Linked DNA regions of Homo sapiens: region 2 is linked to region 1. The links are chromatin contacts, found by POLR2A ChIA-PET in ENCODE. All regions are on one chromosome and are shown on one strand. Each heading gives the region's core, a stretch centred on a gene start or an enhancer-like site at or near the end of the contact. The rest is flanking DNA. Distances are from core to core; before and after follow the strand shown.

Region 1 (3,948 bases), core at 616-3,115:
TGCAAAATAGGGTGACTATACTCAGCAACAGTACTTTGTGTATTTCATACTAACGGGAAGCGAGGACTTGAAATGATACCAACACAGAGAAATGGTAAATACGAAGAAAAAACAGTTTCTAAATACTGACCTGACCAAGAAAGGGGTCTTCATTCTTTCTTCTGGATATTCTTTAGTGAAGGCACCAAAGGCTTGTGTTGAACTTAATCAGTGCTCAGTGGATGGATTCTCATTTTCTGAATTCTCAATTTAGATTTAGCTAAATTAATGCCTTCTGAAATGTTCTCAGTTAAAATATTCCAGAAGGTCACTTTTTGAAGTGGGAACAGTAATCTGATCTGATTCCTGGTCTAGGATCTACTACTACCTAATTAGCATTGTGACCATAGGCCAATCACTTAGACTCTCTCTGCCTGTTTCCTAGTACAAGAATTAAATGAAAGGTTATATGTGAAATTGTGATATTGTGAAATACAAATTTAGTCTTTGTTCCCATTTCCTGGTATACAACTCCTAAAATCCTTAGAATCTCCAAAGTGACATGTGTCTTTGTATGCTAATGAGTTGACTGATGATTGGCAGCCCCTTGGTAGCTCCAGGATGGGATCTAATCACGAACCAAGGAAGGATTAGAGGGTTGGGACTTTCAGCCCCACAGCCCAACCATAGGGGAAGGGGGAGGGGCTGAACCTTAAACTGATCACCAATGGCCCGTGATGTAATCAATCATGCCTACACAATGAAGCTTCCATAAAAACCCAAAAGGATTGGGTTCTGAGAGGTTCAGGAAAGCTGGAAGCTATTCCTGGAGGCTGGTGTTCCCAGGAAGAGCATGAGAACTTTGTGCCCCTTTCCATAGCTCACCCTGTCCATCCCTTCATCAGTATCTTGTGTAGTATCTTTTGTTAGTTTGTTTGAGACAGTCTCACTCTGTCATCCAGGCTAAAGTGCAGTGGTGCGACCTTGGCTCACTGCAACCTCTGCCTCCCAGGTTCAAGTGATTCTCCTGCCTCACCCTCCCAAGTAGCTGGGACTACAGATGTGTGCCACCATGCCCAGCTGATTTTTGTATTTTTAGTAGAGACGGGTTTCACCATGTTGGCCAGGCTGATCTCGAACTCCTGGGCTCAAGTGATCCACCCGCCTTGGCCTCCCAGTGTCGAGATTACAGGCGTGAGCCACCATGCCCAGATTGTAGTATCTTTTATAGTAAACCAGAAAACGTGTTTCCCTGAGCTCCGCGAGCTGCTCTAGTAGATTAATTGAACCTAAGAAAGGTTAGAGCCTCCCCGATTTATAGCCAGTTGGTCAGAAGCACAGGTAGAACAACCTGGGGCTTGCGATTGGCATCAGAAGTGAGGGGCGGTCTTGTGGAACCAAGCCCTCACCCTGTGAGATCTGATGCTGATGCTACCTCCAGGCAGATAATGTCAGGATTGAATTGGAGGACACCCAGCTGGAGTCCGCTGCAGAATTGATTGTGTGCTTGTTGGTGGGGAGAAATCCCCACACATTTGGCTGTAGAAGTCTCTTCTGTGTTGATTATTGTGGTGTGAAAGCAGAGGAAAAGGAGTCAATGTTTTTTCCACTCTCAGAAATAGCATCAGTATATTTTAAAAGTTCCCTGAGTGATTATAATTTGCAGCTGGGGAGGAGAACCACTCCGCTACAACATCCTACAAAGTGCTGGGAAGTGGTGTTTTCATTCTGTGCTATATTCTTGGTAACAAAAGGAGATAGGGGCTAGTTTAAATTCTAATGGATTTTTTTAGTATTTCTAGGCATTGGCCAGTTGTCTCAGTCTCTTACGAAAGTGTTTTTTCAGGCAGCTTGTATTGCCTGCCGGGATTGGGGAAGTCCTTGGTTAGTTTGGAATTTTCCATGACTCTTAGCTCTGCACCATTAGCGTCAACTGCAGTCACAGAGCTTTTCAGTGTGTCCGCCTGTGCTGTTCTCTTCCTTTTTTTATAATGTCAGATGGATGATGTTGAACCTCAACTACAAGTCTTAGTATTGTGTTTGTGTTTAATACCCTACTTCTAAGGATGGATCAGAAAATCTCATCTGAATGAACTTTTTGTTTATTAAGTGAGTCAGCTTGAACTATCTGTTTTGGCCTGCTTTCCTCAGGTGTCATGTTTCCTGTCACAAAATCACCTTTTGTTTCTGTGGGCACAAGCTTCTGATATGGTGCTGGCTAATTCTCCAGCAATCTCTCCATTGGTGATCAGAATCAGCCTTTTGATCCTCTGATTGGAAAAGCTCTAAAAATGACAGTAAATGAAAGAAAAAAGATCCACCCGGATAATGGCCTAGTTGGGGCTTGGCTAGTTCCCCGCTTATAGGGAAATTTAAAGTCCTGAAAGCGTGAAAGGAGACTGCTGTAGTGATATATCCACTTACCCTTAGAAAGTGATTCCCTGCTGGGCGTGGTGGCTCACCCCTGTAATCCCAGCACTTTGGGAGGCCGAGGTGGGCGGATCACGTGAGATCAGGAGTGCGAGACCAGCCTTGCCAACATGGTGAAACCCCATCTTTACTAAAAATACAAAAATTAGCCGAGTGTGGTGGCAGGCGCCTGTAATCCCAACTACTCGGGAGGCTGAGGCGGGAGAATCGCTTGAACCCGGGAGGCAGAGGTTGCAGTGAGCCGAGATCGTGCCATCGCACTCCAGCCTGGGTGACGAGAGTGAGACTTCGTCTAAAAAAAAAAAAAAAAAAGCGATTCCTGGCCGGCTGCAGTGGCTCACGCCTGTAATCCCAGCACTTTGGGAGGCCAAGGTGGGCGGATCACAAGGTCAGGAGTTCGACACCAGCCTGGCCAACATAGTGAAACCTCTTCTCTACTAAAAATACAAAAATTAGCTGGGGATGGTGGCGCGTGCCTGTAATTCCAGCTACTCAGGAGGCTGAAGCAGGAGAATTGCTTGAACCCAGGAAGTGGAGGTTGTGGTGAGCTGAGATCGTGCCACTGCACTCCAGCCTGGACAACAGAACGAGACTCCTTCTCAAAAAAAAAAAAAAAAAAAAGAAAAGAAAAGAAAGGGATTCCCTAGATCCCAATGTACCATGCAGAAAGGATAGCAGTATGTTACCAAATTTCACTCTCCCAGATTGGTAGTTGGAGGTTGGTTGGGCTTGTTTACCTTAACCCTGCCCTCCTCCCCACACCACTGCCCACCAATGAAAGAAATTCAAATTCATACACAGTTGACCTTTGAATAACGTGGAAGTTAGAGGTTCCGATCCCCTGCACAGTTGAAAATCCATTTATAACTTTTGAATCCCCCCAGATTTAATTACTAATAGCCTACTGTTGATCAGGAGCTTTACCAATAACATAAACAGTCAATTAACACATAATTTGTATACGTATTATATCCCGTGTTCCTATAATAAAGGAAGGTAGAGAAAAGAAAATGTTAAGAAAATCATAAGGAAGAGAAAATATGTTTACTATTATATTAAGTGGAAGTGGATGAGCATAAAGGTCTTCATCCTTGTTGTCTTCACACTGAGTAGGCTGAGGAGGAGGAAGAAGAGGGCTTGGTCCTGCTGTCTCAGGTGTGGTAGAGGCAGAAGAGGTGGAGGAGGTGGAAAGGGAGGTGGAGGCAGGACAGGCAGGCATATGAGCAGGCCCAGGCATCCAAGTCGACCTGCATGGTTCAAACCCATGTTCAATGGTCAGCTGGATTTTGAGTAGGAACTAAAGGCAGTGTGTATTCTGCTTCATTCCCCTGTCTGTCTTCCTCCTTCCCTGACCACCCTGTCGAAATAATGCCCCGTCAAGCCACTCTCTATTCCTTCTCCTTGCTTGACTTCCTTCATAACAGTTATCACCTGACATTCTATTATGTAAGCTCTGTGAGGATAGTGACATTTCATTTTTCGCCATTGTATTTCTGAGGCCTAGAACTTAGTAGGTGCTCATTAAATATTTCTTTAGTA
Region 2 (3,948 bases), core at 455-2,954, 5.5 Mb after region 1:
CCACTCCTAGGTATATTCCCAAAAGACACAGATAGTTTTATACCAACGTTCACAGCAGCACTATTTACAACAGCCAAAAGGTTAACAACCCAAATATCCATCAACAGATGAATAACCAATTGTGGTGTATACATACAGTGGAATATTATTCAGCCTTAAATGGGAATGAAGTTCTGATACATGCTACTAGATAGACAGATGAACCTTGAAGGTATTTTGCTAATGAGCTTTTGAAAGAAGCCAGACACAAAAGGACAGATATTTTATGATTCCTTTTATATGCAGTATCTAGAGTAGGCAAACTCATATAGACAGAAAGTAGAACGGGGGCGGGGCAAAGAGGGGATTGGGGAATTATCGTTTAATGGGTATGGAGTTTCAGTTGGGGAAGATGAAGAAAAAGGTTCTGAGATGGATGGTGGTGATGGCTGAACAACAATGTGAATGCAGTTAATGCCACTGACCTGTACTTTTAAAAATGGTTACAATAGACTTAGGCTGGCCGGGCGTGGTGGCCCACACCTGTAATCCCAGCACTCTAAGAGGCCGAGGAGGGCAGATCACGAGGTCAGGAGATCGAGACCATCCTGGCTAACATGGTGAAACCCCGTTGCTACCGTCGCTACTAAAACTACAAAAAATCGGCCGGGCGTGGTGGCGGGTGCCTGTAGTCCCAGCTATTCAGGAGGCTGAGGCAGGAGAATGGTGTGAGCCTGGGAGGCAGAGCTTGCAGTGAGCAGAGATCGCGCCACTGCACTCCTGCCTGGGCAACAGAGAGAGACTCCATCTCAAAAAAAAAAGAAAAAAGAAAAGACTTAGGCTTAGTGGTGCCTGCCTGTAGTCCCAGCTACTTGGGAGGCTAAGGCAGGAGGATTGCTTGAGCCCAAGAGGCTGAGGCTGCAGTGAGTTATGATCACACCACTGCACACCAGCCTGGGAAACAGAGTAAGACTCTGTCTCGAAAAGAAAAAGAAAAAAAAAACTAAAATGTCATATTTTATGTTATGTACATTGTGCCAAAATTTTAAAATGTGAATAGGATAAATAAGCAGGTCACTGATGACCATCTTAAGGCAATGTTATGCAGATATCTAGAGTTAAATATTTGCATGTAATTTCACACAGTTCTTCAAATGAGTCCCTTTTGAATTACTGGGGAGATAAGTATATGGAGAAGGCATTAGATGCCACATAAAACTGAGGAATTAAAAAAAAAAATCTTGAATGGTAGGAATCTTGGTGCTAGAGGCATCCCTAGAAAGACACTGTCAGAATTCCGCTCCAAGAAACAAAAGACCTCCGGGAATCCACTCGCCCTCAAGACACAGCATTTCTAGATTCTCTCTGCTCACATCTTCCCCTTCTCCTGGCTTTCCAGCACCCCAGCTGACTACAACTCAGAAGTGGGAAGGCACATGTGAAAAAATTATGAGTTCCAGTCTTTAAAAATTATTACAGTTTTAAATAATTACATAAAAATATTTACGTTTCCCGAGTCAAACCTAAAAACCACAAGGCATGTTCAGAAAAGCTTCACTTCTATTCCTAGGCATGAAGCCCTCTCCCATACTTGTTTTCTTTCCTTTTCTTTGGATTTTATTTGGGTTTCTCCCTCCAGTATTAGGTTACGGGGCCCATCTCCAATGCGGCCATCTTTACCCACAAAGCACGTGGAGCCCGTGCAGCGGGGTTCCTCTTCAAAGAAAACTGTGATGCTGTCAGCAGGAAGTGCACAAAGAAAAGGGATGTACACACTCAGCAACGCGCACTTGCTTCCTTTCACTACAGAGCACATTTTACTGGGTACCGGCTCTGTGCTAGGCAAGATTTTTTTTTTTTCTTTGAGGCAGAGTTTCACTCTCATTGCCCAGGCTGGAGTGCAATGGCATGATCTCGGCTCTCTGCAACCTCCCAGGTTCAAGCGATTCTCCTGCCTCAGTCTTCTGAGTAGCTGGGATTATATGCCACCACATCTGCCTAATTTTTGTATTTTTAGTAGAGATGGGGTTTCACCGTGTTGGCCAGGCTGGTCTTGAACTCGACCTCAGGTGATCCGCCTACCTCAGCCTCCCAAAGTGCTGGGATTACAGGTGTGAGCCACCACGCCCAACCAAGATTTTCAAAAGAAGTTTGTTTTCATTTTTTCTGTTTTGGGGATTATTCTAATGTTAAATCTATTAAAAATTAAGCAAGGCACAATGCACCAAAGAAAATTAACAGCATTTTGTTGAAAGAACGAAGATTGGGTGTCCCTCAAGGATGGCTCCGAGGTCCCCTCTCAGAAGCCCTTCTTGATTTACCCCACAGAGTTAGCTGTCCCCTCATCCTAGGATCCTCATGCAAGAGACCACTAGCAGTGACCATGGGACATTATGACTGTTTATGTGACTAGTGTGTCTGGCTCCCGAAACTGTAAGAACAGTGAGGCCGGGCCGGGCGTGGTGGCTCACGCCTGTAATCCCAGCACTTTAGGAGGCCGAGGTGGGCGGATCACGAGGTCGGGAGATTGAGACCATCCTGGCTAACACGGTGAAACCCCGTCTCTAGTAAAAATACAAAAATCAGCCAGGCGTGGTGGTGGGTGCCTGTAGTCCCAGCTGCTCAGGAGGCTGAGGCAGGAGAATGGTGTGAACCTGGGAGGTGGAGGTTGCAGTGAGCTGAGATCGCGCCACTGTACTCCAGCCTGGGTGAAAGAGCAAGACTCTGTCTCAAAAAAAAAAAAAAAAAAAAAAGAGCAGTGAGGCCAGACACAATGGTTTCTTTCTTTCTGATAAATAAAAGCCCATATTTGTAAAGAGTCCAGCATATCGGAAGTGTCCCTTAGATGTTAGGTTCTGGCCAAGGACCCCCAGTGCCTAGCAAAGTGGGCATCCAATAAATGTGGGTTGAACAGACAAATAAATTTAGAGGACTTCGCTTACGGCTCTGGCAATCTTGACCTAAAAAATTAATGAAATGTGTAAAAATGTACTCCAAAAATTCCAGCAATATGCTATTGGTTAGCTTATGCCTTTATTCCCCACCTCATTCCAACAATATGAAATTGGTGTAGTTTTGTTTGTAAAGAAATGTCAGGATAGGCAGGATGTGGTGGCTCACGCCTGTAATCCCAGCACTTTGGGAGGCCAGGAGGGCGGATCATTTGAGCTCAGGAGTTCGAGACCAGCCTGGCCAACATAGCAAAACCCTATCTCTACAAAAAATACCAGAAAAATTAGCTGGGCGTGGTGGTGTGTGCCTGTAGTCCCAGCTACTTGGCAGGCTGAGGTGGGAGGATTGTTTGAGCCCAGGAGGTTGAGGCTACCGTGACCTAGGATTGCACCACTGCACTCCAGCCTGGGTGACAAAAGTGAGACCCTGTCTCAAAAAAAAGAAAAAAGTCCGGGTGTGGTGGCTCATGCCTGTAATCCCAGCACTTTGGGAGGCCAAGGTGGGCAGACCACCTGACGTCAGGAGTTCGAGACCAGCCTGGCCAACATGGTGAAACCCTGTCTCTACTAAAAATACAAAAAAATAAAGTTAGCCAGGTGTGTTGGCATGTGCCTGTAATCCCAGCTACTCGGGAGGCTGAGAGGCAGGAGAATCACCTGAATCTGGGAGGTGGAGGTTGCAGTGAGCCGAGATCACACCATTGCACTCCAGCCTGGGTGACAGAGTGACTCCATCTCAAAAAAAAAAAAAAAAAAACACAGAAATGTCAGGATGAGTAAGCTGAGTACAGAGTAAAACTTGACATTAAGAAGAAAATCTGCCCCAGCTGAGTGGCCAGGGGAACCTCAGCTCCAGCTGTTCATTGTGTTGGGCAGCAGTGGTGGGAGGGGTGCCGGGGTGCTTTGCAGAAAAAAGAATCGCAGCTGCAAATACAAATTGCATATTCCTAGACCTTTGAAAGATAACAAAGACTTCTGCCCTCAACTGATGATGTCCTGTGTTAAAATCACTTGGCTA

Evidence for each region. ChIA-PET counts read pairs that join two places held with the same protein, here RNA polymerase II (POLR2A).
Region 2: POLR2A ChIA-PET joins it to region 1 with 10 read pairs in activated CD8-positive, alpha-beta memory T cell. The contact joins two enhancer-like sites. POLR2A ChIA-PET finds 5 or more read pairs at or near these places in 2 of 52 experiments (activated CD8-positive, alpha-beta memory T cell and naive thymus-derived CD8-positive, alpha-beta T cell).

What each region holds. Positions count from the first base shown.
Region 1 is chr5:173,014,831-173,018,778 of GRCh38, forward strand. The region is part of intron 2 of ATP6V0E1 (ATPase H+ transporting V0 subunit e1); the gene reads left to right. Among named protein-coding and RNA genes, the nearest start is that of SNORA74B, 3.9 kb to the right of the region's middle. RefSeq lists an enhancer at 2,621-3,164. Within about 2 kb of position 1,866, at least 18 of the 41 ENCODE cell types and tissues checked have a DNase peak (open chromatin) inside an H3K27ac peak, as active enhancers do.
Region 2 is chr5:178,482,112-178,486,059 of GRCh38, forward strand. All of the region lies in intron 2 of COL23A1 (collagen type XXIII alpha 1 chain), which reads right to left. Among named protein-coding and RNA genes, the nearest start is that of COL23A1, 110 kb to the right of the region's middle. Within about 2 kb of position 1,705, at least 4 of the 41 ENCODE cell types and tissues checked have a DNase peak (open chromatin) inside an H3K27ac peak, as active enhancers do.